2 separate regions of the Homo sapiens genome follow, and region 1 is linked to region 2. Evidence: chromatin loops called from intact Hi-C (ENCODE). Cell type or tissue: PC-3. All regions are shown on one strand. Each heading gives the region's core, and the rest is flanking DNA. Links, peaks and the distances in the headings are about the cores only. Region 1 has its middle 23 kb from the start of ASB18. Region 2 overlaps ASB18 (ankyrin repeat and SOCS box containing 18).

Evidence for each region. A loop is a pair of places that touch in the nucleus more often than their neighbours do. Peaks named below come from ENCODE experiments on the same cell type or tissue, not always from the same donor. Only the 100,000 strongest peaks of a DNase experiment are listed, where the experiment ranks them.
Region 1: it touches region 2 in a loop (4-fold over the local background); 2 of 110 quality-filtered maps call a loop at or near these places.

The regions. Positions count from the first base shown.
Region 1 is chr2:236,280,772-236,293,403 of GRCh38, forward strand. No RefSeq gene overlaps it. Among named protein-coding and RNA genes, the nearest start is that of ASB18, 23 kb to the left of the region's middle. In PC-3, for the core only: no CTCF peak of the experiment used is centred there; DNase peaks (open chromatin) are centred at 6,310 and 6,610; H3K27ac peaks cover 3,740 bases.
Region 2 is chr2:236,219,634-236,232,265 of GRCh38, forward strand. The region is part of intron 3 of ASB18 (ankyrin repeat and SOCS box containing 18); the gene reads right to left. LOC124908000 (a long non-coding RNA gene) reads left to right here. Exons shown (of 2, transcript XR_007088137.1): 2 at 1,274-2,003. Among named protein-coding and RNA genes, the nearest start is that of ASB18, 38 kb to the right of the region's middle. In PC-3, for the core only: no CTCF peak of the experiment used is centred there; no DNase peak of the experiment used is centred there.

The DNA of each region.
Region 1 (12,632 bases), core at 1,870-9,869, 61 kb after region 2:
CAATTACAAATATAATTGCAAAAATTGTATATAAAAAAACTAGAACATCTAGAGAAAATGGATAAATTCCTGGAAGCATACAACTCTCCTAGATTAAATCAGGAAGAAACAGAAAACCTGAACAGACCAATAACAAGCAGCAAGATTGAATCAGTAATCAAAAAAACTTGCCAACAACAAAACAATCCAGGACCAGATGGATTCACAGCTGAATTCTAGAGACAATCAAAGAAAAATTGGTATTCTCCTGAATCCATTGAAATCCTTCTGAAACTATTCCAAAAGATAGAGAGAGGGAATCCTCCCTAAATCATTCTGTGAAGCCAGTATCACCCTAATACCAAAACCAGTAAAGCACATAACAAAAAAAGAAAACTACAGACCAATATCCTCAATGAACATAGATGTGAAACTCCTCAACAAAATACTGGCTAACCAAATACAGTAGCACGTCAAAAAGACAATACATCATGATTGAGTGGGTTTTATACTGGGGATGTAGGGATGGTTTAACATACACAAGTCAATAAATGTGATATATCACATAAATAGAATAAAAAAACATATGATTATTTCAATAGATGCAGAAAAAGCATTTGACAAAATCCAGCATCACTTTATGATAAAAACCCTAAAAAAATAGACATAGAAGGGATTTACCTCAAAGTAATAAAAGCCATTCATGACAAACTGACAGCCAACATCATACTGAACAGGGAAAAGTTGAAAGCATTCCCCATGAGAATTGGAACAAGACACGGATGCCCACTTTCACCACTTCTATTCAACAGAGTACTGGGAGTACCAGCCAGAGCAATCAGACAAGAGAAAGAAATAAAGGGTATCACAATTGGGAAAGAGGAAGTGAAACTGTCACTGTTTACTGATGATATGATCATATACCTAGAAAACCCTAAAGACTCATCCTAAAAGTTCCTAGATCTGATAAACAAATTCAGTAAAGTCGCAGGTTACAAAATCAATGTACCCAAATCAGTAGTACTGCTATACACGAATAACAGCCAAGCTGAGAATCAAATCAAGAGCCCAATCTTTTTTACAATAACTGCAAAAAAAAAAATCTAGGAGTATACTTAACCAAGAAGGTAAAAGATCTCTGCAAGAAAAACTACAAAACACTGCTGAAAGAAATAGATGACACAAATAAATAGAAACATATCCCAGGCTCATGAATGGAGAAATGACCATACTTCCCAAAGCAATTTACAAATTCAGTGCAATTCCCACAAAAATGCCATCATCATTTTTCACAGAACTAGAAAAAACAATCCTAAAATTCACATGGAACCAAAAAAAGAGCCTGCATAGCCAAAGCAATACTAAGCAAAAAGGAAAAATCTGGTGGCATCACATTACCCAACTTATACTACAAAGCTATAGTTACCAAAACAACATGGCACTGGTATAAAAATAGGAATGTAGACCAATGGAACAGAATAGAGAACCTTGAAATAAAGCCAAATACTTAACAGCTAACTGATCTTCAACAAAACATGCAAAACATAAATTGGGGAAAGGACACACTATTCAATAAATAGTGCTGGGAAAACTGGCAAATCATGTGCAGAAGAATGAAACTGGACCTCCATCTCTTACCTTATACAAAAGTCAACTCAAGATGGATCAAAGACTTAAATCTAAGACCTAAAACCATAAAAATTCTAGAGGATAACATCGGGAAAACTCTTCTGGATATTGGCTTAGGCAAAGAATTCATGACTAAGACCCCAAAAGCAAATGCCACAAAACTAAAAATAAATAAATGGGACCTAATTTAACTAAAAAATGTCTGCATAGCAAAAGAAATAATCAGCAGAGTAAACAGACAACTCACAGAGTGGGAAAAAGTAGTCACAAACTATGCATCTGACAAAGGGCTAGTATCCAGAATCTACAAGGAAATCAAATTAGCAATAAAAAAGCAAATAATCCTATCAAAAAGTGGGCAAAGTTCATGAATAGACATTTCTCAAAAGAAGATATACAAATGACCAACAAACATGACAAAATGCTTAACATCACTAATCATCAGGGAAATGCAAAATAAAACTATAATGAGATTCAACCTTACTCCAGCAAGAATGGCCATAATTAAAAAGTCAAAAAACGATAGATGTTGGCATGAATGTGGTGAAAAGGAAACACTTTTACACTGTTGGTGGGGATGTACATTAGTACAACCATGATGGAAAATAGCATGGAGTTTCCTTAAAAAACTAGAAGTAGAACTGCCATTTGATCCAGCAGTCCCACTCCTGGATATCTACTCAAAGAAAAAGAAGTCATTATATGAAAAAGAAACATGCACTGAATGTTTTATAGCAGCACAATTCACAGCTGCAAAGATATGGAACTAACCTGAGTGCCCATTGATCCACAAGTATATAAAGAAAATGTAGTATATATACACCATGGAATACTACTAAGCCATAAAAAGCAATGAAATAATGAATAATGTCTTTTGTAGCAACTTGGATGGAGCTGGAAGCCATTATTATTACTATTATTATATTTTTGAGGCAGAGTTTCACTCTATTGCCCAGGCTGGAGTGCAGTGTTGTGATCTCGGATCACTGCAACCTTCACCTCCCAGGTTCAAGGGATTCTCGTGCCTCAGCCTCCGAAGTAGCTGGGATTACATGTGCCACCACACCCAGCTAATTTTTGTATTTTTAGTAGAGACAGGGGTTTCACCATGTTGGCCAGGCTGGTCTCGAACTCCTGACCTCAAGTGACCCACCTGCCTTGGCCTCCCAAAGTGCTGGGATCACAGGCGTGGGCCACTGCACCTGGCCTGGAAGCCATTATTCTAAGTGAAGTAACTCACGAATGAAAACCCAAATATTGTATGTTCTTAGTTGTAAGTGGGAGCTAAGTTATGCGGATGGAAAGGCATAAAAGTGATATAATGGACTTTGGGTACTCGGGGGGGAATATTGGGGAGGTGAGGTATAAAAGCCTGTATATTGGGTACAGTGTACACTTCAGGTGATGGGTGCACTAAAATCTCAGAATTCACCACTAAAGAGCTTATCCATGTAATCAAAAACTTTGATTACACCTGTACCCCAAAAACTGTTGACATAAAAAGAGATAAAAAATTGTATGTAGAATAGCAACAAATCAAATCCAGGAAAGTGCTCAAAGAATAATACATGTGATCAAATAGTTTATTGTAGGATTGCAAAATTTGTTTAGCTTTAAAAATACTATTAACATATTTTACCATCCTTTGGCATAGTATGAGAAAAAATAAAAAAATATGATAAAATACGATTGTGTCTCAATAGATGATACAATAACATTGAATACCATTAAATATCCATTTCTTATTAAAACTAGTAAGCTAGAATTAAAGGATACTTTCTTACATGGTAGAGATTATCTGTCCAAAGGTAACAACCAACATCATATTTAATGCTGATTTTTACTATGGTCAAGAGCAAAACAAGCAAGCTCACTATCACCACTTCTTCCCTGTCTCAGTGTGAAATCAATTGAGAGGAGTCATCAGACACATGGGTCAAAATGTCAGCTTCATTACTGATAAAGCCAACTGCAGCATGTGGCTTTAGATCTGAAGCCAGAGGAGCTTGCCAGCAGTCCCTGAATTAGACAATATACCACAGTCACTGGCAGCTCTGACTCTCTCCACCCACACCCAGCTAGGACTGGCTCTTTCAGGAAGCAGAGAAAACCAGACAACGCTGCCTTCTCAGATGGCAGATTCAAAGAGAATCTAGAAAAGGCTAAGCCATGCAGGCAAATTCTTTCTCCCAAACAAATGCTCCCAAGAAGAAAAATATGAGAATTAGAGGAAGGTCAGGAGCATCACAGAAATGCAACCTTTACCATGTGGAAGCATGTAGTCAAGGGGACCCCTAACAGTATTCTACACTCTTTGAGAAGTTTTAGCCATTGTGATAGGACAGGAAAAAGAAACAGGAATGATAAATATCTTAAAGGAAAATCAGAATGATTGATCATTATCTGCAAATGTTATAGCTATCTATTTAGAAAATCCAAGCAAATCAATTGAGAAACATTAATTAGAGCTTATAAAAGTGTTTGGTAAGCTAGCCTATTGCTTTCCTTAAATGATAGAATTAATGGCTTTTCTATATACCAGCGAAGTTAGAAAATTGGGCAAGTTGTGGAAGGAGGGATCCTGGGAAAATAAATTCATAACAATGTCCAATAAATACAATAAAAGAATTTTGGAAGAAAATCTGCCTTGCCAAACGACAAAATATGTTATGAAGCTGCAATAATTCTTAAAGTGTGGTAGTGGCAAAAGAATGTTTGCAAGATGAAGAGAAGAATACTAAATTCAGAAACAGAACTAATAAATAGGTTTAGAATATGAAATAGTGGCTGTGATGGTTTGAATGTGTCCCCTCCAAAATTCAAGTGTTCGCAATGTGATGGCTTTAAGAGGTGGGGCCTGTAAGAGTGATTAGGCCGCGAGGGCTCCTTCCTCATGAATGGGATTTAAGGCCCTTATAAAAGAGGCTTCATGCAGTATTTAGCCCTTTTTGTCCTTCCACCTTCTGCTATGTGAGGACACAGCGTTTCTCCCCAACAGAGGATGCAGCATCAAGACGCCATCTTGAACATGGAGACCAGACCCTCAACAATGAATCTGCCAGCCTCTCGATCCTGGACTCTCAGCCTCCAGAACTGTGAGAAACAAAATTATGTTGTTTTTTAACTACCCAGTTGCAGGTGTTGTTTTGTAGCAGCCCGAACAAAAAGAGTGACATTTAAAGTCATGATTCTAGGAAGGATTGTCAACAAATGCAGTTGGCATAACTGAAAAAATACAAGTTAAATCTGTCATCCCATGCACCAAAAGAAATCCCAGATGATTTAAAAATTTAAACAATGAAAATGAAATCATACCACCACTAAAGGAGAATGTAGATACACATTTTTATTTCCTTGGGGTGAAGAAGGGCTTCCTAAACTTCAAGACAAAGGTAGAATATTGAAGATAGATTTGCCCACACAAGCAATTTTAAACTTCCAAATACCAAAAAGCCTTAAAAATTAAGTGGAAAGGGCACCTGTGAGAAATGTGACAGAGGGTCAAAACTTCGCATGTCAAGGGCTTCTTAATATTCAATAAGGACACTTCCACATCTCTGATGGCAAAAGGGACCAATGACAGTTACAGCCAATTCACAAGAAAGAAGTCAAAATGCCAGTAAATTCCTGAAAGTGATGTTTAATCTCACTGATATTCAAAGAAATGCCAACTAAAATATTAAATTGATAAAACTTTGAAAATGTGTGTGTATATGCTGGGAAGCCTGTAGGAAAGGGGCGTTTCTGTACATTTCTGGCGGACGTAAAGTTTCTGCAGGACGGAATGTATGGCATGACATGATTTCATTTTTGGTAAAGTATGTTTAAAATTTGCTTAGAGAAAGATGGAAGATTCCAAATATTAACCATGGTTATTTCTAAATGAGTGTTTACAATTTTTATTTGTGTGTTCTCAGTTTTTTACAACAAAATGGTCTTATTTTTGTAACCATACTGAAAGCTATTTTTTTAAAAATTAAAGAATACAATTATGAGGCTACTTTAGAAAACTTTGAGGAGTGAGTAAAAGATTGGGGACGTCCTAGAAGGTACAAAGTGACAGTGATTAGAAGTGTGGTATGAGTGTGGGAATTAACAGACTAATGGACTAGAAGAGATGGACTAGAAAGAGTCCTCGGTGGATATTAGATCTCAAGACTGTTGGAGCTGAAAAACTGTCATTTGGAAGATTGCAAGCGATTCCCATAGGGGGAATGTTTCCCTGGGAGGGGCCGCTTACTAAACCCCTTTAAATTGGAAACAACCCAAATATCCAACGATGGGGAATTGGCTAAGTAAATGATGGTACATTGATTCATTGGAGTTCTATGTGGCCATACAAATGCTGTGTTGGTAGAATATTTAATGGCATGGAAATTTGTTTACAGTTTATTGTTAAGTGCACGTTTGGTTTCAAAACCAAATGCATATTATGATCCATATTTGTAAAAAATATGTATTTATTTACAGAAAAGAGTTGAAGGATGCCTTTCATTTTTTTCTGTTGACTTATCTGTATTATATTTTTTCTATAATGAGCATCTATTTATTTTATAAGACAGTACACTACAGATGTAATTTATATATAGTTTACATAAAAATGTAAAAAGAGAGGGAATGGTTTTCAGGTCCGTAAGTCTTGACTCTGAGATGACGCAATGAATCAATGCACCCAGGAAGGGTGAGTCAGAAGGGGGTTTGTCAGCAAAAGGCAAGAGGGGCAAATGCTATTGTGGGCCTCCTAAATCCTGTCCATGGGAGAGCCCCCTGGCCTCCAAAGAGTAAAGAGCCACAGGCTAAATCCTCTGTCCTGTGAGGCAGCAGCTTGAGGCCACCTTGACCAGGAGTCATGTGACATCTGCTTCATGTCGCTGGCTCTCTGGTTCTGGCTCTGTGCACATGGCTAACTGCTGGTGGTGTGGGCTTCCCTTGGGCTGTGGAGAATGGATTAATGGGACATTATCTGGGACAGGAGGCCAGCTGAGTCATGCTTCCCTGTAGGGAGATGAGCAATGACTGGAGAGTCTGAAACGACGGTGAGGGAGAGGCATTAAGAGCCACAGGGCTGTGTGCCTGTGGGGTTAAGGGCAGGCGGAAACACCCAGAAGAGGAGAACTGTTCTGAGAGGGGAAATGATGGAACAACTTTGAACTTGTCGCACTTGTAGACCTGCAGGACATATAGATGGAGATTTCTTGGGTGTGGTAAGATGTTCATGTCTGGGAGGATTCTGGACCAGGAGAACAAATACAGGGTCATCAACAGATGATATTCTTGAAGGAGGTCACCCAGGAAACCCAGAGAATGAGAGAGAAAAGCAGCTAAGGACAGAACCCCAGCACTCCAACACCCAGGGGCATGGAGGAGAAGGAGAGCACGCACAGAAGTGTGAGGGGATGACCAGAGAAGTGGGGATCAGCACGGAACCCAGGGCAGAGCGGGATGCTGAGGCCAGGGAGTCATCAGCGGTGTTGAGTGGCACAGAGCAGTGCAGAAGGACAGACGATGAGGTGAAACCATTTTGGTCAAACCCCAGGGGCAGAAGGCAGGCTGCGCCTTGCTGAGAATTGGACCAGAGGGAAGAGAAGACTGAGTGTCCACTGTCACAAGGAGACAGGGTTTGAAGGGAAAAGGATGGACCTGTCATTGTGTGGGACTGCAGAGCTTTGAGAATGCTTGTATCCCAAAAAGTAAAAGTGTACAGAGAGAAACTTCATTATATGGAAGGTACTGCAGCCAGAGGAAGAAAATGATAGAGCCGAAAGGCTGATGATCACAGAGAGTTAGGGGCCCCACCTCCAGCTGAAGCAGGAACACACCCACTGGTTCAGGAGGGAAGAAGGATGGACAGACAGATGTCAGTTTGTCTTGGGAGTCCAGATTAGTGAGAGAGGAAGTTTAGTGGTATCTTTTCTTTTAATAAAATAAGAGTCAGAATCATTTGCTGAGAGAGAGGCAGAGATGGTTGGACACAGAGCTTGCGCAGCAGTAAATGTTAGAAATGGCTGTTGTGGTTAGTGGGAGAGTATATTAGTCTGTTCTCACACTGCTAATAAAGACATACCCAAGCCTGGGTAATTTATAAAGGAAAGAGGTGTAATTGATTCACAACTCTGCAGGGCTGGGGAGGCCTCAGGAAACTTACAATCATAGTGGAAAGGGAAGCAAGCACATCCCTGTTCACATGATGGCAGAAAGGGGAAGTGCTGAGCAAAGAGGGAAAAGCCCCTTATAAAACCATCAGATCTCGTGAGAACTCACTCACTATCATGAGGACAGCATGAGGGTAACAGCCCCTCCCTGATTAAATTACCTCCCACTGGGTCCCTCCCACAACACATGGGGGTTATGGGAACTACAATTCAAAATGAGATTTGGGTGGGGACACAGCCAAACCATATCAGAGAGGTAGCTGATTAGGAGCAAAGGGAAAATGGGTGGGTAGCATGGAGAGACCATGAGTGTTAGTGGCACCTGCAGTAAGGGATGCTTCCTGCTATGAGCCTGTCACATGTCTTATTCTCTGATCTATCACGAAGGGTTAAGGAGAGACATGGTCTATCTTTCAGTTGTCCTCAATCCTGAAGAATTATTCTAGTAAGTCTCTGTGCTAGGCTTGCAGAACAAGGTTCATGGTCTCTAGGGGCATCTAGCCAAAAGAAGTGGGGAGACAAGAACATAAAATAAGGAACTTGATCAGCCTGGGCAATAAGTGGTGGTGGTGGGGAGGCAACTTCTTGCTACAGTAACCAGGGAACTCATGGGCGGGTGGCTTTTGCACTGGAATCCAAGGGATGGGCATAATTTTGGAAGGTAGAATGTTTTCCTGGTTGGAGGGAGGTGGGTGAGCAAAGGGATATGATATGGAAGCACCAACAGGTGTGTAGACCAGGCCAGCAGGAGAGGAGGGCATGGGTGAGATGGGTGAGATGGAAGGGGCTGGGGCAGCAGGGAGGGTCCTGAACACCAGGGATCAACTGTTCATGAGCAACTATATAATTTCTTGGAGAAAGCTTGTGAAATGACCAGGTGCTGTTTTAGGAAGGTGAATCTGGCATAATTTCTAGGAAGGAGAGGAAAGGATAACCTGGGGGTAGAGAGAAGGCTCCTGTGTCACAGATCTCTTAAAGAGTGGCTAATGAGTGGCAAAACAATGAGATTAAACAATCCATGTGATTATGCATTTACACTTCTAATTTTAAATCCAGCACCCTAATTAAGCATAAATTATTTTGCCATTCAAATGTATTCTGGTTCGAAGCTCCCTCTCTGTTGGTGGTGAGAAGGAGGAGGGTGGAGGGGAAGTAACCACAAGTCAACAATCAGAATCATCTGTCGTTTCTACTGAAGAGTTCCGAAGGCCATGCAGCCGTTCCTAGGTTTCTTGCCTTCTAAATGGTAAAGAAAATAGCAAGCTGGCCGCTTGCCATCCTGACCTGGCTGTGCCTTCTTTGAGAGGTGGCCATTGCTGGAGGTGGGTTGTGTCCTTTGGCTGTGACTGATTCTTCATGTAGCCCGCCCAAGTCCCTGCCCTGTGAAGGACGGCTGGAGTAGAGCATGGGAGAGTCCAGTTGCCCCCATGTCTAGAATCAATTAGAAGCCCAGTTATCACCAAGAAGAGCTTCCAGGCACCAAACAAATTTACACAGGATGCCAGACATTCCCTCTGTGACAGCCGAGGAAGGGGATGTCCGAGCCCAGCTGGGCAGGGAAATGCAGCCCATTCCAATCCCCTGTCAGTGGCGCAGATGGCTTGAGGGGAAAGCTGGGTAGGATGGAGGGAGGGAACCCAGGTAGGAGGGGAGGGGATGCTGGTTTCACTCGGATCTGCAGGACCAGCCTGCATGTTTGGGAACCTGTGCTTCTGCAGAGCTGCTGCTCTCCCTCTGGCAGATGAGCTGCGAGCCTCATTTGTCCTGCAGTGGTAATCCCCTTCCCTCACCTGTTCCACCAGTGGGACAAAGCCACTATTGGGGTGGGGGAAATATGTGCTCAGGAGGAAGAGGGGCTCACTCTCCTGGTACCTTCCAGACTGCCTGGGGTTGTAGGGAGTTGGGTCACCCACTGCTGAGGGTAGCGCTCCCTGAGTGGCCCACTACTCCTGAGTTTGGGACCCCTCAAGTGTGGACGTTGGGGCAAAATAGAGAGTTATCAAGTGTGTGCTTAATGTCTTTTCAGTTCCAGACTCTGTAAGAGGGCACAGGATAGAAACATTAAAACCACATAATCCCTCTTGCTGAGGCTTTATAATATGACTGACAGCCAGTCCTAAGTCTAGAGAACATTTTAATGCATGATGTCAAAGGCAAGGATGGTAGACATGATATGTAAGTGATGGAGGAGTTCATAAGAAAAAAAAGATGATTGTGAGTTTGGAATGTATTCTGAGGACTTCGTGGAAGGGGTGACATTGAACCTGCTCGAGAGTGGTGTATGAGGCAGACGGGGGGCTTCCTAGGGAGGCAAAAGCCCGGCAGAAGCAGGGGAAGGGTGAAGAGGGGGCTGAGCACACACTGGTTAATTCAGGAACTCAGTTAGTAATCCCCTGTTCCAGGCACCAGGGTCACAGGAGTGAACAAGAGAAAAGGTCCCCATGCTCCAATGGGCGACAGTGAACAAATAAACACCTTGGAGGCCACAAAGTGCCTTGAAGGAAAATAAAGATGAGGAGCACTAGGGGTGAAGGGTGGCTGCTTTTTGATGTGGCGTGATCTGGACGCCTCCTTGGATAAGGCGACATCTGAGCAAACACCAAGGGAAGAGAGGAAGGAGCCATGCAGATACTGAGGGGTGGGTGGAAGAGTGTTCCAGGACAAGGGGACAGCAGGTGCAAAGACCCCTGGGCAAGGAAAGTGCTAGCTGTGTTTGAGGAACAGCCAGGAGTTTCACTGGGCTGGAGGGCAGTGAGATGAAGGGTGGCTAAGTCACGGAGGGGCTTAAAGGTCATTATGAGGAGGTTGGCTTTTCTGCTGGGGGAGGTGGGAGGCTACTGGAGGTCTGGAGCAGAGGACACTCACCTGCCTTGGTTGCTGAAAGGATCTGAGGGTGGACTACAGGGGGCAGGGGTGGGACCAGGGAGACACTTAGGGAGCTACTGCAACAGTTCAGGTGAGAGTTGGTGGCTTGGACCAGGGCAGTAGCAGTGGATGGCATAAGAGGAATTTGGAAACTGAAAATATTTTAAAGATAGAGGAGTCAGGATTTCCTGATGGATCAGATGTGGATGTGAGAGGAGGAGGAGCCCAGGGTGACTCTAGGCTTTTGGGCTGAGCCACCAGAGCTTGGAGTGTCCATGACTGGGGTGGGGAAGGCTTGGGGGGAAACAGGCATCAGTGGGTAAACCCAGGGCATCAAATTTGGACTTTTAAAGTTGGAGTTCATCATTATATATCCAAGGCAGGGGTTGAGTAGGCAGTTGGAAACACTCCACTATTTTTAGTTTGAGGAAAAGGTCCAGCTGGAAGACAGAAATTTGGGAGCCATCAGCATTTAGATGGCATTTGAGACCTTTTGGTGAGATGATGCTATACAGAGGGTGACTGTGGATAGAGAAGAGACAAAGCCAAGGATGAGGCACCTGGGACAAGAAGACAAGGGGTGACTAGTGAGAAAGAAATAGGGAGGCAGGTTGGCTGCCATGGACACAGCCTTGGGGAGTGCCGGGAAAGAGGAGGTGTGGGCTGACGGAGAGCCATGAGCCACAGTGGGGCATTATCCCTTGATCTGGTTGCATTAGGGTCTTTGCAGCACTTCCTTGCCTGGAAGCTATCCTACTGAACACACTGGTCTACACTAGTTGCCAAATCACCACTGGAAGGGATCACAAAAATGCAGTGAGCAAACTCGGGTTTCCATAGGATGATTTGCACAAAACCAGAGAAAGTACATGGGTCACCTTGCACAAAAGGAAACATTGCAAAGTATTTTTTTTTTTTTTAAACTTTATGGCCAGGCACGGTGGCTCATGCCTGTAATCCCAGCACTTTGGGCGGCTTAAATTAGCTGGGTGTGGTGGGGGCACCTGTAATCCCAGATACTTGGGAGGCTGAGGCAGGAGAGTCGCTTGTACCCAGGGGGCAGAGGTTGCAGTGAGCCTAGATAGCGCCACTGCACTCCAACCTGGGCAACAGAGTGAGACTCCATCTCAAAAAAATAAAAAATAAAAAACCCACAACTTTATTGAGCTATAATTGACATGCAATAAAATTCCCTCATTTAAGTGTAAGGTTAGAGTTTTGACAAATGCATGTTGTCATGTACCCACCGTCACAATTGATATATAGGATGTTTTCATTACCTCAAAAACCCAAGTAGGAATTAAAAAATATTCTTCCCCCACTCTGACCCACTGCTGTGGTCTATTTTTGTGCAATGTGTTGGCATCTTGCTTGGTGCAGTGTAAACATCATAGAACCTGAGGCCAGCCGGCTGCCGAAGACTGAGTGTAGCAGTCAGCATTCGCAAAAATTCTGAATCTAAATAGTGCAGAAATAAAGGACTTATTTTATCATCTAAATCTTAAATGGATTAACTTACTTCCCGAGTAGGAGTCTGGTTCAGGAAACCTCCCTGAATGTAACGTTGAGAGACAGTTTTTATGAAAGGACATGTTTATCCCCATTGGACTAAGTATCTTTCAGACCAATACAGTTAATGGAATCTTGGTTTGAGCTCGGCCACAGATTACTGGCTGCTCCGGTCCTGGGCTCCATTTTGACAGGGCTCAACTCCCTAACCACTAGGAGACACGACATGGAACCTCCCTGACCACTAGGAGACACGACATGGAACTCTTTCCTGGGATGAAGGACAGATCACATCTAGGGCTTCCAAACTGGCACAGGCCACACGAGAAAGCTGGGTGAGGCTCTCTTCAGGAGGCCGAGAGATCCACTCACAGCTCTTCTGCTTGTGCCTTGCCAGACTCAGAGCAGCAGGGGAGAGAGGAACTATTTTGATGGGAGAGATGTCCTCCCACCACTGGCCACTCACAGAAGTGACCAGAAGCCTGTCCCCAGGGGCTC
Region 2 (12,632 bases), core at 1,777-9,776:
CCAGTGGGGAAAGCTTACTGTTTGTCATTTCATTGCCTTCTCTGTATCAATGCCACCAGTGGAAGAAGAAATAGCTCAGTAGGGAAAGCATCCCTGAAGCCTTTGCAGGTCTATGTCTGGGACCCAGCCTTGGCTGAGCCTTTTACTCCAAGGCAAGATTTTGTGAGTGGGTTTCCTGCTGTCCTGATAGAAAGGCAAAAGTCAGAAAGGCCTGGGGTCAGGGTAGAACAGTCACCGTTGGGATCTAAGGGTAGAATTCCCATCTGAGGATGTCAGAACAACTTTGTCTTTATCTTGCAAGGATTAAGGAGACACCATGTTGTCTCAACAGCTTCTGATATGAAGCAACTTGGACAAACACATTAATCTCTGGGTGCCTCATCTCTGTTTTCGATAATGACTGCAATGACAGGTTGTTACAGGGGCCCAGGGTTAACAGCAGAAAGAAAAAGTAACTTGAGCCAAAAGGCAGGAGTTAATAGAGATGAACCCATCAAGGACTGTTGAATCAATGTCATTCCAATTCATGTCTATGGGGTGGGGGGATGTGGGACTTTGGCCACTCCCTGCACACCCTCCCATCCACCCTCCAGCACCTTCCCAAAGCACTGGCTTTTCCTAGTCCCTTCCCAGGGCACAAGGCCTGGAGGCCTCAGCCTGGGCTCTCCCACTGTTTCCTCCTTCCTTTACCCACCTGTCTCACCCACCTGCTCCCACCTGTCTCAGCTGCCTGCCAAGCCTCCATGCTCCCTGCATGCTCTGCCCAGATACCTCTTCTCTCAGCCAGAGCCTGTCCAGGCTTCCACTCTCTCGTCTCCCCTGCCTCCTGATCACCCTCTTTATTCAAAGCCCTGGAAATGCTGCTTCTCTGCCTCCTGGTTCTGAACTGAAAGGTCTTTTGGATTCCCCAGTACTTGGCCTTTTTTTTTTTTTTTAAACAACTATTTATCTTTAGTCCCTGAAACAACTTTGCATTGTAGGTGGAATTTACAGTTGGGGAAATTGAGGCTTAAAAGGCCAGTGACATGCATAAGGCAGGAAGTGGCAAAGCAGAGGTCTCGTTGCTTCATGAGGCTTCCCACTGTCAGTCACACACCCCTCCACTGCCCCTTCCCACTGGTTTTATTTGTTAAGCACCTTCTCTGAGGCAGGTTCTGTTCTAGGCGTTTTCCACAAGTTATGAGTGACCTTTTCATTCATTCAATAAGCAGAGAACATGTGCCATGCTCCTTTCGAGGTAAGGAGAAGTGTTTCTCCTCTTATCACTCCACAGGAATTCCTGGACAGACTCACCGACAGGACACTGAAGGCAGGGCAAGGCGACCCATGGACCTCATTCTACGGGGTGGCACAGTAACCGGTTCTCACCCAGTCCTCCTAGCTACCTGGCACGGTAGATGGCATCCTCCCTCCTTTTTGGTGAGGAGTTCATCTTTGAGGTTTAAGCAGTGGTCTAAAGGGCAGGGCCCGGCAGAGGATGGTGGCCTTGCAGTCAGTGTGTCCTGTTTGGGATATGAACTCCAGCCCCCACTATCCAGTGGTGAATACAAGGACTCCACAACCACCAAAAGATGATGCTGACTGAGCAATGCAACAACAACAACAACAACAACAAACAGCTGCTAAAAATAAGGCTGCATTCAAGACTCAAACGTCACCTTTTGTGTGTGAGTGGGGAAAGGGACATTGCTTCTGAACATTTTGTTAGTAATGTTAAACATCTCATATGGTTTGGTTGTGTCCCCACCCAAATCTCACCTTGAGTTTTACTCCCATAATTCCCATGTGTTGTGGGAGGGACCCGGTGGGAGATAATTGAATCATGGGGGTGGTTTCCTTCATACTGTTCTCTTGGTAGTGAATAAGTCTCATGAGATCTGATGGTTTGATAAGGGGAAACCCCTTTTGCTTGGTTCTCATTCTCTCTCTTGCTGCTGCCTTTCACCTTCCACCTCCCCAGCCACATGGAACAGTAAGTCCAATAAACCTCTTTCTTTTGTAAATTGCCCAGTCTCAGGTATGTCTTTATCAGAAGCGTGAAAACGGACTAATACAGCATCTGTCTCCTTAAGTCACCGGAGTCCTTGGGCAATCCTGAGCTCCCTCTCCTGTTCTCCTTATGTGACTGCTCCTGGAATCCCTTCTGACAGACAGAAGGGGTTGAGCACTACACAGTGTGTTCAGTGGGGGTAATGGGTGTTATGAGCTCGTCTTGTTGAATTACTGTTACTGCTGCTTTTCCTCCTCAGAGATGACACGGAGGCAGATGGGCTAGAGACATGTCCCAGGGGAAGGGTGGCTGCAGCTGAAGGCTGGGTCCCAGGGTGGGTGCTGGGCATGTGCCAGCCTATGGGGGCAAGGTTGCAGGGGAGCCTTGGGAGGAAAACAGAGCCGTGTTTTCTAACGAAGCTGCTGCAGGAAGGTTTCCTCCTGTGGCTCTATGCCCCAGCTGACTCCGATGAAGGACGGGGAAGCCACAGCTCCACGACTTTGATGGAGGAGCGGTTCCACTTTATTTCCCTGGACCTTCTGCTGAGGCTTTCCTTTGGGGATCTTCCATCTACCCCTTTCTGTTCTGCATTTTCTTTTCTCTCCCTCTCTCCCGGGATGCTAAGCTATGAGACTATCAGACATAAATGTTTACAATTGAAATGGCTGATGTGAATAGACAAATCCTTCAGGGTAGGAGGGCGACTGAGAAGAGAAACTGGTTGGCCATTTCTATCATCACGGTTTCCCTTGGAGCAATGGCTGCCAGCCATCTTATGTTTTTCTGAAGTGTGGGATGATTGCAGTGGATGATGATATTTTGGGCAAATTCTCTCCCCATTGTAAATGGAAACTTGGCAAACTGAAAAATGATTTAGTGAACAAGATTTGTACAGTCAGCTCCACTGTGTGCCCCATGATATAGTTTGGATATTTATCACTGCTGAAATCTCATATTGAAATGTAATCCCCAATGCTGGGGGCAGGATGGGGCCTGGTGGGAGGTGGTTGGTTCATGGGGGTAGGTCTCTCACGAATGGTTTAGTACCATCCCCTTGGTGCTTTCCTCACGATAGCGAGTTCATGGGTGATCTGGCTGTTTAAAAGCATGTGGCAGCCAGGTGTGGTGGCTCACGCCTGTAATCCCAACACTTTGGGAGGCCGAGGTATGTGGATCACCTGAGTTCAGGAGTTTGAGACCAGCCTGGCCAACATGGTGAAACCCTATCTCTACTAAAAATACAAAAATTAGATGGGTGTGGTGGCGCACACCTGTAGTCCCAGCTACTTGGGAAGCTGAAGCAGGAGACTCACTTGAGCCCTGGAGGTGGAGGTTGCAGTGAGCTGAGATGGTGCCACAGCACTCCAGCCTGGGTGACAGAGCGAGACTCCGTCTCCAAAAAAAGGTGTGTGACACCCCCCATCCCTGTTCCTGCTTTCACTGTGTGGTGTGCCTGCTTGCTGTTTGCCTTCTGCCATGAGTAAAAAGCTTCCTGAGGCCTCCCCAGAAGCAGATCCCAGCATTATGCTTCCTGTACAGCCTGCAGAACTGTGAGCCAATTAAGCTTTTTTTCTTATAACTTTCACAGTGTCAAGTATTTCTTTATAGCAGTGCAAGAATGGCCTAATACACTTCACATGCCCACTAAGCAGCATTTGACTTTCTAGAAGCTTCATTGGTGTGCCTTCCTCAGTAAGGCATGCATAACATTTCTTTCTCTTTCTCTCATCCCCTGGTCCCAATATACTAGGTGAAGAGGAAGACCCAGTAGCATCAGAGTGAGTGGAAAGAAAAGGAGGAAATGGAAAAGAAAAGACTCTATTAGCTTCTTAGACAGGGATAGGGGTGAGGTGGGGGGAGCTTTAAACTGGATGAGAGAAACATTGTATGCATGTAGGTATGTATGTATATTTTAATACAATAACTTCTGTGAGGTACACACGCAGAAATGCACAGGTCTTAAGAGCACAATTGAATGAATTTCAACAAAGGAATATACCTATGTAACCAATACCTCAATGAAGACATAGAATATTTCCATTTTGCCAGGAATTTCTCCTGTGTTTACCACCAGTCAGTCATAACCCCCGTAGGCAACCACTGTGCTGATTTTTCTCACAGTGGGTTAGTTTTGCATTTTCTAAAATTTTCCACTTTTTTGTATCTGGCTTCTTTTGCTCAGCATCATGCTGTTCACATTCATCCATACTGTTGCCTGCATGGAGTAATTCATTCTTTTTTTAAATTGCTGAGTCATATTCAATTGTATGGATATACCACAATTTTAAGCCATTTTCCCATTGATATTGATGGACATTTGCATGTTTCTATTTTTTGACTATTATAAATAAAGCTTCTATGAACGTTTTTGTATAAGTCTTCCTGGGGACATATGTTCCCATTTTTCTTAGGTAAACACCTAAAAATGGAATTACTGGTAGGTATGTATTTAACTTTGTAAGAAACTGCCAGTTTTCCAAAGAGATATCATTTTACCCACCCAAAACTATGTATGAAAGTTCTAGTTGCTCCCTGATCTTGTCAACATTTGGTGTTGTCAGGTTTTTTTTTTTTTTTTTTTTTTTTTTTTTAGCCATTCTAATGCATGTGAAATGGTGAATATTTATTTGTGGTCTCATTTGCATGTCCTTGATGATTAATGATGTTGAACACCTTTTCATTTGCTTATTGGCCATTTGTATGTTGTTCATAAAGTGTCTGATCGAGGCTTTTGCCCTGAGTGTAAAGTTTTGATTTGGCCTGGACTGGCTTTTGGATATTAAAATGGGACTTGCCAAGTGACCAGAAAGCTGAAGAATGTACCTGGGATGCCATTGAGGGGCAGGGAAGGGGACACACTTGTAACACAGCATGTTTGGAGGGAGGTGGCCAGAGATAAGTGGAGCTACTTCCTGATTACAGACAGTTTTTGGGAAAAAAACTTCAGTTAACAAAGGAGATGCAATCTTTTAGCATTGTTCTCACAACCTTTGGCTTTGGGTCCTGGCTCTACTGGTTTCCGTTCTGTGCAACCTTACTGGCATAACACGGACTCTCTCTGAGCCTTGGTTTTCTAATCTGTGTACCATGCCTTGCAGGCCTGAGAGGCTCAGAGGAAATAAGACATTTGCACATGCTCAGGAATGTGTGACATTCTGCAAATATTAAATCATCTATTGGGTGCCGCCTCTCTCTGACATCTCATTCTTCTCTGAGATCTCATTCTTCTCTGAGATCTCATTCTTCAGTATTCCTCAAGATGCCTTAAAGTCCTATCAAACAAGACCATGTTCTTCTCTCTACTTGAATAACCAATCAGTCACTCACCTGGGATGTGGAAAGAATGTATTGTTTTCTGGATTATGTATCAATGCCTGTGAGCCTGGCATCTCAGGCAGGTGAACTTCCTGTTCTTAGGTGGAGACTGCTGGGTCCCCCCACCCATAAGATAATTAGCTGCTTTTATAGATCCAACTCCAGCTCATGAATCATTTTTAATTTATTTTTTGTTTTTTTAAGACAGAGTCTCACTCTGTCACTCAGGTTGCAGTGCAGTGACATGATCATGACTCACTGTAGCCTCGACTTCCTGGGCTCAAGTGATCCTCCAGACTCAGCCTCCCAAGTAGCTGAGACTACAGTTGTGTGCCACCATGCCTTGCTAATTTTTGCAGAGATGGGGTCTCACTATGTTGCCCAGGCTGGTCTCAAACTCCTGGGCTCAAGCGATCCTCTAGCCTTGGCCTCCTAAAATGATGGGATTACAGGCAGGAGCCACTGTGCCCACATGATTTATTTTTCATTCAGTTGAATTAACACACCTGGGACAAAAAAGTAAACTTGCATGCTTTTCATTAATAAATTCCGTGAGGAAAGCAAGTCATTCTCACTTTTGTTTAAATCGAGACAGCTATAGACAAGAAAAAGAATAGGGCGTCAACACATTCTTTTCTTATTTTAATTATCTCGAATAAAAAGGGTCAAGGAGAGGAATCTGATAACAAATAGGGCGAGGCTGGCATGCAGGCTGCTAATGTGAACACAGTTACTTTACTGTAACTTTTCTTTTTGGGAAAATCTCTTCAAAAGGCTCCTAGATTAAAGCTCTGATATCCCTTTCAGTGTGTTGAATTCTGAATTCTGAAGCTTGCTGGTTGGAAGGAAGCACAGGTAATTTTTTTTTTTTAATCCCAGGAACTCAGAGACTCAAAGGTTTTAAAGTCCTGTGCCCATGGCGAATTGCCAACTAAAAGGGGATGGAGCAGAACGGGGTCCCTAGGTGTGGAGACCATTGTCATCAAGAGTCAGAAAATGGAATGGCTCTGTATGTAGGTCAGCGACCCCCTCTCTACTGTGAGGTAAAAAAATTAAGGATGACCTAAAATCTACTGTGTTTAAAAAGATTGCAGAGAAAGTAGCTCTTTCTTGTCAAAGTGATAATGTTTATACTACCTGAAGCCAGACCTCCTCAGAGTATGACTTTAGGGGGACTCTTTAGAGCTGAAAAGCCATGGTCAAAACCTCAGGCCCTTTCGACATCTATTAACTTTTTATCCTTCAAGGTAGTTGGCTGTGTTATTGTAGAGGTGTTCAATGGGACCTGCCAGCATATTCCATTATCATCATTGATATTGAAGGGATTCTAAGTCAGCTGTTACAGAGTTCTGCCTGAAATGCTGGTTGATTCATCACTTATCTTAAACTTTCCCCCAATAATCTGGATTTAAATAAGTCAAGAGTGTCAAATTAAACAGCCAAAGGGAAAGACTCCCATAGAGCGACACAGAGAAGAGAAAATGAAACAAGAAAGAAGAAAGAGGAGGAAGAAGAGGAAGACAGAAGAAGAGAGATTTTTTAAATCCCCACTTTAATAAAAAGACATTTAAAAAGTCCTTATTAAACAATGGCCTGGGCCTGTATGATTTTTGTAAAACCAACGGAAGCCAGGATATTAGATTCTATTGTTCAGTGTGTAAGCTGAGTAGCTCTGGTGGTCTGCATATGGCCTCAGCTCCTTATGGTGTCCAAATGTAAGCTTGTTGGCGTCTCTTCAGCAGTGTTGCAATGATTCACAGCATTTTGTGTTTATTTTGTGCTATGATTGGGTGCTGCATTCTGATTTCTTAGTAAGAAGCAATATTTTTCTGATCCTTTAAAGTGGGAGAGGAGTTGGGGCCCAAGGTATGAAGCAGACTTGATTTTTAAAAACCTTTTTATTTTTAAATTATTTTAGATTTTCAGAGGAGTTGCAAAGATAGCATAGAGAGTTTCTGAATACGCTTCACCCAGCTTCCCCTAAAGTTAATATCTAATATTATTATGGTATATTTGTCAAAACTAAGAAATTAACAATGGTACAAGACTATTAACCAAACTGTTGACTTTATTTGGATTTTACCATGTTTCCCACAAATGTTCATGTTCAGTTTTAGGATCTAATACAGGATACCATGTTGCATTTAAAGAACTTAATTTTGAACAAGAGAATAATAAATATAGCCATGCATTTTGGCAAGGCGGGGAGGGAGGAATGGTGAATACCCTGACTTGGAATATCATCAAATGGGTTATATTTTCCATAGGAACATGTTATAATGGGGAGTTATGTTCTTGACTAGAGACATTATAGCAAATAAATCATAAATGACCAATAACTATGGAGATAAAGGAAAGAAACATCAAGCCCCCAAATGAATTTGAAATAGTAAAATATAGTTTCAATTCCTATAAAAGAAATACAGTGATTAGACATGAGGCCCCAACAATTGCAGTCAGCACCTGCTCCTTACTATATGCTAGGTGCTCTTCTAAGCAAATTAGCTATAGTAATTCATTTAATTCTCATAACCATCCTATGTAGTAGGCTCAATTATCAACCCTATTTTACAAGTGAGAACACAGAGACATAGAAAAATAACTTGTCCAATGTTGCACAGCTAGTAAGTGTTGGAATTAGAATTCAACCTGGGCCTCAAATGTGGTAAAATATCTATGTGTAGATATAAAATTGTATAGTATGAAAATGTGATCAAACTTGAATGCAATCAATACACAATTGAATAATTTTGCCTCTTTTCTTAGTATGTAGAAAGACTTTTGCAATTGATTTGGTTGGCTTATGTCCTTTAATGAAGCTGATGCTTCTTTCTGTCTTAGAAACTTTCTGGTAGAAATCCACTGGCATCCCATTCTTAACCTCCATGCATACAATATATCTGACATATTCTGGTCCAATGTTTGACACATTGCCATAGCATTACCTTCCTCTTCCCTGAAACTGCAAGCATTTTGAGGGCAGGGACTATGTCTAATGCAGCCCAGCCTCAGCCCCTTACAGGGTTCAATAACTGGTGATTGAATGCTTGCAGGAATGGAGTCAATATTGGTTGACCTTGGAGCTGTGTGTTTCAAAATAAATGGAATTTCTATAATTTTTTCACAAGATGATACCTTTTTACATCCCAGCAAATCATCTATCAGATGAGTCAAGAACAAAAATTGGAAGTGAATGCAAGGTAGAAATTAATCCATGTCTAAAGAATAGTTGGAAAGAAAGCCTCCTGGTGGAAAGTGGAGAATGCTTGTAGCCAAGGATGGAAATGTGTCACAAGGTTGGAACTTACTCCCCAATATGATTGGCAGTATTGGATTTCTCAACCTCCCAAAGGGCCTCTGGGCTCTCAGGCTGAGGGTTCTATGAAGGGGACCCCAGCAGAGCCTGGTGAGCTGAGTGGAGGAGACGGCACTGGAAGTCTAGGGATGCCAGGACAGCTGGAGTTTGTAGGGTAGGGTGCTGGAGAGGAGAAAGCTTCACACAGAAAGAACTTTGCAGAGGGCCCCCTTGATTATTCAGCTCAATACCAATTAGTGTGTGGGCATGAGGAAACTACCTAAGCTGTGGAAAGAGCCACCTGAAAGGAAGGATTAGAACCGACTGAAATATGTCAAATATTTTGTGTGCATAGAGGTTGAGAGTGTGGGCTGGTGGATTTCTACCAGAAAGTTTCTAGGACAGAAACGGTGCAGTGCTCATCACATGCACAGGTTCAGGAATAGTGGCTGGTTTCAGCAACCAAAGTGTGAAACCTTATAAATAATTAGGTATGGAGAGAGTACCAAAAAGAGTTGTCTCAGTAGCAGAAAAAAAAATTAACCTTAGACTAACCACCGATTGACTTCTGATTAATAAAGCTTAAAGGCAAGACCCAAAAGGATCAAACTATTTCCAAGTAACTTTACATTCCAGAGCAGAGATCAAGAATATTGACAGGAATACAAAAATATCAAACACCCAATGAAATGTAGAGAAAAAACCAAAAAATCAAAAGTGACCCAGAGGCTGGGAGCAGTGGCTTATGCCTGTAATCCCAGCACTTTGGGAGGCTGAGGCAGGAGAATCATTTGAAACTAGGAGTTTGAGACCATCCTGGGCAGCAAAACAAGACCCCAACTCTACAATAAATAAATAAATGACACAGAAATGACATAGGTGATAGAATTAGTAGGCAGGGCCATTAAAACACTTGTTATAACTATATTCCACCTGTTTGAGAAGCTAGAGGAAAGACTGACCATGTTAAGTAAAATACAGAAATATAAGTCCTAAGATTGGAATTCTGAAATTGAAACTACAATGTTGGAGATAAAAATATAGTGGATAAGGTTCATGGCAGATCAGGTATTTCAGAAGAGAAGATCAATCAATCAATCAGAGAGAGAGGCTGAGCAAAATGAACAGAGCATCAGTGAACTGTGGAACAATCTTAAGTGGCATAGTATATGTATAATTGGAGTCCCTGAAGGAGAGTACTGGTTGTATAGAAAAAAAATGTGAAGAAATAATTGCCAAAATATTTCCAAATTGGATGAAAAGCATATAAACCCACAGATCCAAGATACTCAATGAATCCCAAGCATAAGAAACATAAAGAAAACTTGCCTGGCATGGTGGCTCACACCTCTAATCCCAGCACTTTGAGAGGCCAAGGTGGGCAGATCACCTGAGGTCAGGGGTTCAAGACTAACCTGGCCAACATGGTGAAATCCTGGCTCTACTAAACATACAAAAATTAGCTGGTGTGGTGGCATGCACCTGTAATCCCAGCTATCTGGGAGGCTGAGGCAGGAGAATCATGTGAATCCGGGAAGCAGAGGTTGCAGTGAGCTGAGATCATGCCACTGCACTCCAGCCTGGGCAACAGAGTGAGACACCATTTAATAATAATAATAAAAAGAAACATAAAACTACATCAAAGCACCTCATAACCAAATTGCTTAAAACCAGTGATTAGAGAAAATCTTAAAGCCAGATAAAAGGATATTTATTAGCTATAAAAGAACAAAGATAAAACTAGGAGTTTGAGACCACCCTGGGCAGCAAAACAAGACCTCAACTCTACAATAAATAAATAAGTGACACAGAAATGACACAGGTGATAGAATTAGTAGGCAGGGCCATTAAAACAGTTGTTATAACTATATTCCACCTGTTTGAGAAGATAAAAAGGGGATAGTAGATTTCTCATTTTAAAAAATTTAAGTTAGAAGACAGTAGAGTTATGGGTCTAAAGTGCAGAAAAAATAAGAAGAAAATAAAAAACCAAACTGTCAGCTCATAATGCTCTACCCAGCAAAAATACCTTTCAAATACTCAGGTGAAATAAAGACTTTTTCAAACATACAAATACTGAAAGGACCCATTACCATTAGACATACAGTGCAAGAAATGTTAAAGAAAGCACTTCAAGCAGAAGGAAAATGATACTAGATGGAATCTTGGAGCTACACAAATAAATGAAGGGAAGTGGAAATGGTAACTATATGAGTAAACATAAACACTTGTTTCTTATTACTTCAATATATTTAAAAGAAAATCCTCTGTTTAAACAAAAATAATAGCAATGTATTGCAGGACTTTTGTATAGAAGTAAAATGTATATTACCAATAATAGCACAAAGGCCAGGAGGAGAGAAATGGAAGTATACTGCCATACAGTTTTTATACTACACATGAAGTAGAATAGTATTACCTGAGGGTAGAGTGTGATAAAATAAAGATGTATACTATAAACCAGAAAGAAATCACTTAACACAACAAAAAGTTATATCTAGTAAGCCAAAAAAGGAGATAAAATGAAATCATTAAAAATGTTCAGAATAAAAGGTAGAAAAGAAGATAAAGAGAACAAATAATAGATGAACCAAATAGAAAAGAAATAGACATTTGTTTTGAACCTAACCATATCAAAATTACATTAAATGTGAATGATCTACACCCAGTTAAAAAACAGAGACTGTCAGATTGGATTAAAAAAAGCAAGACTCAATTATAATCTGCCTACAAGAAGCCCACTTAAAAAATAAAGACTCAGGTAAGTTAAAAAATGAAAGGATGGTATGGTAGGCAGTATCTAGCATGGTCCCCCACTGAAGTCTATCTTCTGGTGTCCATGCTCTTCTCTCCTCTCCTTGAGCGTGGGCAGAACCTTTGATTTGCCGCTAACCAATGGACTATTGCAAAGGTGACAGGAGGTTGTTTTGGTGAATAAATTACAGAAGATTGTAAATTCCATCTTGCAAGCAGATTGTCTCTATTGTCTTCTCAGCTTGCATACTTTGATGAAACAAGTTTCATGTTAGAGAGGTCCACATGACAAGTGCTATGGTTTAAATGTTTGTGTCCCTCCAAAATTCATGTTGAAACTTAATTCCCAATGTAATAGTATTAAGAGGTGGGTCATTAGGAAGTGATTAGGCCCTCATAGATGGGATTAGTGCCCTTATAAAAGGGCTTGAGGGATTAAATTTGCCTCTTCCATTTTTTCTGCTCCTCTGCCATGTGACAATGCAGCAACACAATGCCATCTTGGAAGCAACACAATGCCATCTTGGAAGCAGAGAACATGCCCTCACCAGACAATGAATCTGCTGGCAACTTGATCTTGGACTTCCCAGCCTCCAGGACTGTGAGAAATACATTTTTATTATCATCACCCCTGGCTAAGCGTTCTCGCTATGTTGCTCAGGCTGGTCTCAAACTCCTGGCCTCAAGCAATCCTCCAACCTTGGCCTCCCAAAGTGCTGGGATTACTGGTGTGATCCACTGCACCTGGCCTAGACCAAAGAATATTACTAAAGATAAATAATTTCATAATGATAAAAAGGTCAGTTCTTCAAAAGGACAGAATAATGCTAAGCATTTATGTACCTAATAATAGAGCTTCAAATTACTTGAAACAAAAACTGACAGAACTGCAAAGAGAAACAGACAAATCCACAATTATACTTAGAGAGTTTGACACTCTTCTTTCAATAACTTGTAAAACAAGTCCAATGAAAATCAGCAAGGATATAGAAATATTAAACAACATGGTTAGGCAATTTGATTTAATTTACATTTATAGAATACTACATTGAACTACTGCAGAATATACATTCTTTTCTAGTATACATGAAACATTTATCAAGGTATAGCATATCTTGGATCATAAAACAATTCTCAGTAAATTTAAAAAGGACTAAAGTCATACAAAGTAAATTTTCTAGCCATAATGGAATTAAATTAGAAATCATAAGATATCTGGAAAATCCCCACATATTTGGAAACTCAATAACATACTTCTATATAACCCATGACTCAAAA